Regions from separate parts of the Homo sapiens genome. Here all the other regions are linked to region 1. Evidence: chromatin contacts called from ENCODE Hi-C or POLR2A ChIA-PET data. All regions are on one chromosome and are shown on one strand. The core of a region is the stretch at or near the end of the contact, and the rest is flanking DNA. Distances in the headings are between cores, read along the strand shown.

Region 1 (2,813 bases), core at 268-2,767:
GATGCGCACCATCACACTCAGCTAATTTTTGGATTTTTAGTAGAGACTGGGTTTCACCATGTTGGCCAGGCTGGTCTCGAACTCCTGATCTCAGGTGATCCGCCCGCCTCGGCCTTCTAAAGTGCTAGGATTACAGGCGTGAGCCACCACACCCTGCCTAATTTTTTTTGGTTTTCCAATAAGCACTGTGGTGTATGTGCTGTTAACTGTCTCCGGTGGACTCCGCAAGCTCGATGTACACAGTGCTGGGCTGGTGCCATGGCTGCTACTCTATGAAAAGTTTTTGACATCACACTGAATGGCTGAGACACTATAAACATTTTACTTTTCAACTCAACCTCGTGTCCTAGCAAAGGTGCTTTATCTAGTTTCTGTAGCTGTTCGAATGAAAGGCACAAATTTGGTGAGCTGCTGAGAATGGAGCAGACCTGGCACGGTGTGATCTAAGAGACTGGGGTGAACAGATGAATCAAGTTGCCTGTGACATTTGTGAGACACGGTGCTAGTATTCACCTTACTGTCTGGAGGGCCCAACCTCAAAGCCACTAAACATATGACATTAGCCAAGTCCTCTGATCTCTCTAGACAGCAGTTTTCTCCTAAGACAAGACGGCTTTTTGGCTTGGCTGAAGTAAGCCAGGTGATTTTAAACAATGCATTAAGCTCTTCTGAAATCTAACAGCCTTGTTCCATGCTCCTCGCTATGGAGAAGAGAGCGCTGAGGGAAAGAGGCCCTGTAGTCTTTTGCCAATGGTGTCGGATGGGCTGCTCAGTCCCAGCACTTGAAAGTTGCAAACCTAGTCAAGAAAGTGCACACAGTACTTCGGATTTTTATGAGATATAATTACATTGACATGACGCCTCATGATTTACCCATGACTCGGGGGGTTTCCAAACTCCAAACACCTCCAGACTGGAGCCCGTCAATCAGCTTCCTCTTGCTTTTCGTGGACTCCCACTGTGGAAACCTGCTGGTGTTTTGCTGCGGTTTCATTTCCCTCTGCGGAGGAGCCAGGGCAACCTTGGCCAGACAGGCACCTAGCTGTGCCCTTCTTTCCAGGGCCTCTTCTCCACTCAGCTGACTCCCCTGGCCTGCCTAACGCTCCTGACTGAGACGGTTTTCCGGCTTCCTCTAACAGGTTGGCGGGAAGTTGATCTGCAAACGCGAGGCAAAGCAGGAGTGTCCTTATTCGGTAGGCCTCTGATGGGCCACCAGAGCCGTCCGAAAGTCCTAGCGGAGTGATTGACAGTGGCCATTTCAAAGCCTGAGTTCACCTTCTTTGCAACCACAATCACGACCCAGAATAAACTGCTTCCTGGAAGCCGGCTAGTTGCACCTGGCCTGAAGTCAGTCTCGGGACTGCCTCTCAGGACCCCAGACAGGGTTTCGGGTTCCCGCCTGGGTCACGTGTACGGAGGCTGCCAGTGCGCACTCAGCCCGGCCCGCCGGTCGCCACAGCAACACCAATCCCGGGTTCAAGCCCGCCTAGGAAGTGCGGTCCCCGCCTGACCGCCCCGGGCTTAAGGGAGCCTGGCTAGGCCGGCAGCCGGATGGTCCCGCAGCTCGGGGCCGGCCATGCTTCGCGGTCCGTGGCGCCAGCTTTGGCTCTTTTTCCTGCTGCTGCTCCCGGGCGCGCCTGAGCCCCGCGGCGCCTCCAGGCCGTGGGAGGGAACCGACGAGCCGGGCTCGGCCTGGGCCTGGCCGGGCTTCCAGCGCCTGCAGGAGCAGCTCAGGGCGGCGGGTGCCCTCTCCAAGCGGTACTGGACGCTCTTCAGCTGCCAGGTGTGGCCCGACGACTGTGACGAGGACGAGGAGGCAGCCACGGGGCCCCTGGGTAAGACCCCGTCCCCACGGTCCGCCGTTCGCTGCGGAGCAGAGTGCGATCCGGGCGCGGCTGTGGTCGCCTCGCTCCTGTCCGGGGCGACATCTGGGCCCGCAGTCCTGCTCTGCTCAGCCGCCGGTACCGGCTGTGGGCGGGGGCAGCCTCCGCGGAGCAGGGAGCCCCATCACCGCCCTTGCCCCACCCGCGTCCCCTGCGCACCCCCCTGGCGCCCGGCTTCCCGTCCCCCGCCTCCCCTGATCCCTGCGCTTTCCAGATTCTCTCGCACCGCCTGTGCCATCTCCCAGCCCACCCTGGCGTTATTCGAAGGTGTTGCTCTTGACAGCTCTAGGGAACGTCCGCTGTGGACATGCCTGGTGACTGCCGTCTCCCTTGCTGCTTTTGGACGCAGGGCTTGAGGACCGACAGTGGGCCGAGTCGGGGCTGGGAGTTAGAATCTGAGTTCTGGGTGTCCCTCTGTCCCTGACAAGTTGTGTGGCAAGGTTGCCGCATCACTGTAGAGCACCGGATGGTCTCCTCTCGGTCTCACAGCTCCTCCTTTTCCAGGCTGGCGCCTTCCTCTGTTGGGCCAGCGGTACCTGGACCTCCTGACCACGTGGTACTGCAGCTTCAAAGACTGCTGCCCTAGAGGGGATTGCAGAATCTCCAACAACTTTACAGGTTGGACCCCGCATGGCTTCAAGGGGCTAGGGATCTGTGGGGAGGGGAGGCAGTCCAGGGGAAATGGTTAGATGCAAGGGACCTTTCGTCATCCTGCCCAGCCTCCCGACAAGCAGGAACTGCCACAGTCTGACTGAAGTTTTGAGGGAGTACCAAATGCTTGAGTCAGGGAAGCCCCTTTTTAGCCTCTAGCTTAATAGCCCAGGCAAACTGAGCTGTTTGTCAGGCCCAGAGCACCTTGTTTCACTCTAAACAGAAACAGCTACCTCTCAGAGGGGGCTGGAACTATCCAGAGAGAACTGATCAGAAATT
Region 2 (2,700 bases), core at 146-2,645, 630 kb after region 1:
ATTCCAGTTCCACCTACACCACTCCACCAAAACTGCTCCTGTCAAGGTCTCCAGCAACTCCATGCTGAATCCACTAGTCAGCCCTCAGTCATCCCATCTGACTTATCAGTAGCATTTGATACACTTGACAATCCTCCTCCCTGACACTTTCTGTCCTCCCAGCACATCTCATTCTCTAGGGTTTCCTCGTACTCATTGGTCAAAGCCTTAGCATCTTTTGTGCCTCCTCCTCTTTTTCCTGGCCTCTTAATGCTGCAGGGCACCAGGCCTCATTCTCTTGGGAATTCCCCCAGTCTCCTGGCTTTAACTACCATCTACATCTATAGGAAATCCTGTTGGCTATGCTTCCAAAATGTGTCTGGAATCTGCCGGCTTCTCACCAACCCTACCTCCACCACCAGGTCAGAGTTACTGTACTGAGCCTGGACCACTTCGCAGCCTTGTCTGGCTTCCCTGCTGTCCACAGTGCTCTCTCACTCTGCTCTCCACAAAGCAGCCAGAGGGGCCCTTTCAAGCTCCAAGGCAGCTGGCATCCCTCCTCTGCCCAAGGCCCCCTGAGGGCTCCCAGTCTTACTCAGAGTCCTTACAATGGTCCACAGCGGTGTTGCCAAAGACAATGCAGGATGCCCAGTTAAATACGGATTTCAGGTAAACAGCTAATAACTTTCTAGTTTAAGTATGGTTTCATGCAATATTTGAGGCATATCTGTATTTTTAAAATTATTATCTGAAATTCAAATTTAGCTGAGATTGCAAATTTTTATCTGCTAAATCTGCCAGGCATATCCACCAGCTCTACATATGCCCCCCGTTACCTCCTTGACCTCATCTCCCATGATCTCCCCCTTATTCACTGCACTCCCCCACACTGGCCTCCTCACTTTCTTCCAGTGCATAGCTCCTCACTTTGGGCTCTTGCCTTGGCTGTTCTTCCTCCAGCATCTGCGTCTTCTCAAAGAGGTAATTTCTAAAATGACTTCTCAACGCTGTGCTCCCAATGCCCCTAATCCTGCTCCACTTTTTTCCATAGCACCTGACTTCTAACATGACTCATTCTTTTTATTGTGAACTGTAGGTCTCCACCAACCAGAATCTAAACTCCACCGGGCAGGTATTTTTGTCCATTTCGTGCATTATCATATCCCAAGAGGCTAGAACAATAGCACCTCTGTACACAATAATTGTTTGTTTATTGTGAATGAATGATTTCAAAGGCTTTTGCTCCTTTCCATTGCATTATATATTCCCTCTGTTTCAACTTACGATAAATATCTGAACAAACTGAGAGTGCACAGCCTGGAGAGGAGATTACGGGCAGAGGTGGAGAATGTGCTCACACCTCAGCTGGAGTGGTCCTTTTGTTGTGGGACAGTCTGGTTCAAGGCACAGAACTGTCCACAGCTCTCTGCCCAGGCAATTGCCACATTCCCCACACCCTCAGTATTGCCCTCTATTTAACAACAAAAAAGTGTGTATTTTCTATGTGCCAGTTCCTGTGCTGACCTCCAAGAATACAAGGATAAACAAGATAATGCTACCTAGGAGGACCAGGCAATGAGCTTGAGGTTCTTGCCTGATTGATAAAATGAAAAAGAATTGGGCCTGACTGCCCAGAATCACCGCAAGGGCCACAAGCCCTTATATCCTATCATCTCCCCCCAGGTTATTTCCTACTTTGGTAACCCCCAAGAGAAAACCAAAGTGAATGTTAAGCAGGAGCAGTGAGAAGAACATCTGCTGTAACCTCTCTATGACCCCAATGCAGTAGCTCAGCAGAGATGAATTAAAGCGCAGGAAGCTTGTTGGCGTCAGTCTCCATTGACGCCAACAGGAAGGTGGAGCAGAGAAGCAGATTTGCTGCTGAAAATCATTTCCCCTGGAAAGTCCCAGGAGAAAAAAAAAAATCATTACAGCTGGGATAATAATGTTTACTCAACAGCCTTGTGTAAATTTTTGACCCACCTTATTTCTGCACTATTAGGGTCTGGAATTACTGATTAAAGATATTATTATGTTGGTGCAAAAGTAATTGCGGTTTTTGCTATTACTTTCAATGACAAAAACCTCAATTACTTTTGCACCAGCCTAATACCATCTTAATATGCAATTGCTAGCTGGAAAAGTCTAGGGCAGGTTACAGAGGTGTAGTATTAACATGGCTAAAACACACACAATAGAAAATGGAGAAAGAAGTATCTTGAGGGGAGCATGGTTTGCAATGCCCTTTTCTCTTCTCCCTTTCCCCTTTCATTCCAGGTGGGCCTCCAGCATGTCCCTAGTCACCAAATTACAGAGCTGTCATTTTCTAATTCAATGAAAATTTACTGGGGGCCTGTTTGACACAGGCTGTGTCACCTCCTGTCTCCAGGGTATTAAATTGACTAAAAGAGCTCATCCTTTACTAAAGAGGGTAGCTCCCTAGTGCAACTGTGACCAGGCATAGAGGGGTAAAAAGTCGGCCCTGGCATTAACTAAATGCCCACAGCAAGAGCTTGTTCTTTCTTCTTGTAAAAAATGACCAGATGCTAGAACTCAGGACACCTTGGATGACACCCAACATTCTAGAGGAAAATCATAGATAGACCTGGCAGATCTCGTCAGGCAGAGCTGGCCTGGCAAAACTGGGAAGTGAGCCATACTGATCCTCAACATTCTCCAATTTTCATTTTCAGCTCTTTTCCCTCTGACCATTATTTGGTT
Region 3 (2,700 bases), core at 121-2,620, 660 kb before region 1:
CAATTTTTTCATGTATGTGAGAAAGCTTTATTTCACCTTCACTTTTGAATGATAGTTTTGCAGGTTATAGAATTCTAGGTTGGTAGTTTGGGTTCTTTTTTTTTCCTCTCAACACTTTAATATTTCACTCCATTCTCTTGCTTGTATGGTTTCTGAGGAGAAGCCAGATGTAATGCTTATTTTTGTTCCTCTGTACATAAGGTGTTTTTTCCTTCTGGCTTCTTTAGGATTTTTTCTTTTTCTTTGTTTTTCTGCAGTTTGAAAATTATATGCCTCAGTGTAGTTTTGGGGGTTGGGATTTTTTTTCTTTTAGGGTTTTTTTTTTTGGCATTTATGCTGCTTGGTATTCTCAGTATTCTCTGAGCTTCCTGGATCTTTGGTTTGGTATATTAATTTGGGGAAATTCTCAGTCATTATTGTTTCTGATTTTCTATTTCTTTCTCTTTTCTCCTTTTGGTATTCCCATTACACGTTACGCCTTTCGTAGTTGTCCTGTAGTCTTTGGATATTCTTTTCTGGGTTATTTTTGTTTGTTCTGCTTGCTTTTCAGTTTTGGATGTTTCTATTGATATATCCTCATGCTTAGAGATTCTTTCCTCAGCCATGTCCAGTCTACTAATAAGCCTGTGCATAAATTTATATTTAGTATCTAAAGTCTGTATTAAATGGCAAGTTCCTTGAGGGCAGAGTTTGTGTTTATCTTTGATTTCCTTACAACTCCTAGTAGAGTTCTCTACAACAAATAAGCATAAGTTTTATTAAATACAATGTATCATATTATGTCATATGAGGTATGATATGATATGTGCCACAAGGCTGGACGCAGTGGCTCATGCCTGTAATCCCAGCACTTTGGGAGGCCGAGGTGGGCGGATCACCTGAGGTCGGAAGTTCAAGACCAGCCTGACCAACATGGAAAAACACCATCTCTACCAAAAATACAAAATTAGCCAGGTGTGTAATTCCAACTGTAATCCCAGCTACTCGGGAGGTTGAGGCAGGAGAAGAGCTTGAACCTGGGAGGCGGAGGTTGCGGTGAGCCGAGATTGCACCATTGCACTCCAGCCTGGGCAACAAGAGTGAAACTCCGTCTAAAAAAAAAAAAAAAAAAAAAAGTGCCACAAAAAGGTAGAATTAAATTACTAGATTTAATTAGTAGACAGTCTACTAATACTGTCTCAGTCAAATGCTTAACTGTATTTTCATTAGAAATATATGTATGATTTTTGGTCGACTCCTCGGCCTGGATCTCAACCTAGGCCTAGCAATCCTATTACAATTCTATAAACTTAAGCCTGGTTTGCTAGCTACATTTATTAGCAAATGTGGTGACTCATTCTGATTGAGTCATAGAAAATAGTACATAAAGCCTTTGCCTTTATGTACTAATGACTGTGACTAATGACAGTGACTCTCCCTAATGACACCAAAATTGTACAGTTGACCCTTGAACAACATGGGGGTTAGAGACACCACCCTGCTATGCAGTTGAAAAATTTCATATAACTTTTGACTCACCCAAAACTTAACTACTATTAGCCTACTGTTGACTGGAAGCCTTGCCAATAACATATACAGTCAATTAACACATCTTTTGTGTGATATATGTATTATATGTTGCATTCTTAAAATTGTAAACTAGAGAAAAGAAAGTGTTATTGAGAAAATCATAAGGAAAAGAAAATATACTATTTACTATTCATTAGGTGGAAGTGAATCATAAAGACCTTCATCCTCATCATCTTCACATTGAGCCTTTTTCCCTTGCCTTTAGTCAATCTCTACATACCTATAATAAGCTGGAGTGAAAAACAGCCTAGGGTATTATGTCTATGTGATATATACTAGGAGTTTTTACACTTAACTCCTTGGATGGCCAAAACAATAAGATATAGCATTATAAGTATTTTCTTTCAGTAATCTAAATAGTTCCACTTTGATTTGAGTAAGTTTGTTTTCATTTTTCTCTAATAAAAGGAGCAATGCCTGCATGTTTAAAAATCACTTGGCTTGGTAAAACACTGTGGCAGTCTATACTGTTGTTCACCAAATATTTTCAGTTCCCTTTCTGAGTACCTGGTAGTACTATATATCCCTTCCTCCATTGAAGTTAGATATGGTCACGTGATTGTTTTGTCAGTGAAATGAGACCAGAAGTGATATGAAGCTTTAAGAGCTAGTACATGTACATAATTTGCTATTTTACCTTTATCCTGCTGCAAAAACTGTAGAAGCCCAGATAGCCTCCCTTAGCCTAAGTTCCTGAGTAAGGACAGCATAGACAGGATCCCACCCCCTCAGTTGACCTGCTTATGGACATGTAACATATTTTATGCCACGAAGATTAGGGGGGTGATTAGATAATCATAACCTAGCTTATCCTGATAAATATAGCCTTCACCCCAAAACAGTGGGCTTTGGTAGTTACTAAAGGAATATAAAAGATTTGATGTGCTAATATTGGCCTAGTATTTCTTTTTCTTCATTATAGAAATGTTTATTGTACACAGCTTATATAAAATGATATTCATCTCAAGAAAGAGTCATTCTCCATGTGTCAAAATATTTTTCTTTGAATTAGAATCTTTGCTTGAAAAATTTTGTTTTATTTTATTTATTTGTTTTTGGGTTAGGGTTTCATTCTATTGCCCCGGCTGGAGTGCTGTGGTACAGTCATCACTTACTGCAGCCTCGAACTCC

The links. Hi-C counts contacts between places; a loop is a spot of excess contacts on that map. ChIA-PET counts read pairs that join two places held with the same protein, here RNA polymerase II (POLR2A). Pooled maps may share reads with other maps.
Region 2: a loop to region 1 is called in a map of endothelial cell of umbilical vein, with 4 times the contacts of the local background. The contact joins the enhancer-like site here to the promoter of TOR3A in region 1. A Hi-C loop is called at or near these places in 1 of 168 maps with a recorded cell type or tissue (endothelial cell of umbilical vein), 7 of 37 single-sample maps with no recorded cell type and 13 of 50 pooled maps. POLR2A ChIA-PET finds 5 or more read pairs at or near these places in 1 of 52 experiments (activated naive CD4-positive, alpha-beta T cell).
Region 3: a map with no recorded cell type shows a loop between it and region 1 (2.9-fold over the local background). The contact joins the enhancer-like site here to the promoter of TOR3A in region 1. A Hi-C loop is called at or near these places in 2 of 37 single-sample maps with no recorded cell type and 2 of 50 pooled maps.

The regions. Positions count from the first base shown.
Region 1 is chr1:179,080,553-179,083,365 of GRCh38, forward strand. It overlaps TOR3A (torsin family 3 member A), which reads left to right and starts at 1,518. Exons shown (of 6, transcript NM_022371.4): 1 at 1,518-1,835; 2 at 2,388-2,501. The coding sequence starts at 1,577. RefSeq lists silencers at 1,493-1,782, 1,923-2,092.
Region 2 is chr1:179,708,246-179,710,945 of GRCh38, forward strand. All of the region lies in intron 2 of LOC105371635 (a long non-coding RNA gene), which reads right to left. Among named protein-coding and RNA genes, the nearest start is that of FAM163A, 34 kb to the right of the region's middle. RefSeq lists an enhancer at 1,527-1,596. Within about 2 kb of position 1,396, at least 3 of the 41 ENCODE cell types and tissues checked have a DNase peak (open chromatin) inside an H3K27ac peak, as active enhancers do; they include endothelial cell of umbilical vein, where a contact is called at or near this core.
Region 3 is chr1:178,416,666-178,419,365 of GRCh38, forward strand. All of the region lies in intron 4 of RASAL2 (RAS protein activator like 2), which reads left to right. Among named protein-coding and RNA genes, the nearest start is that of CLEC20A, 79 kb to the right of the region's middle. RefSeq lists an enhancer at 799-1,998. Within about 2 kb of position 1,371, at least 2 of the 41 ENCODE cell types and tissues checked have a DNase peak (open chromatin) inside an H3K27ac peak, as active enhancers do.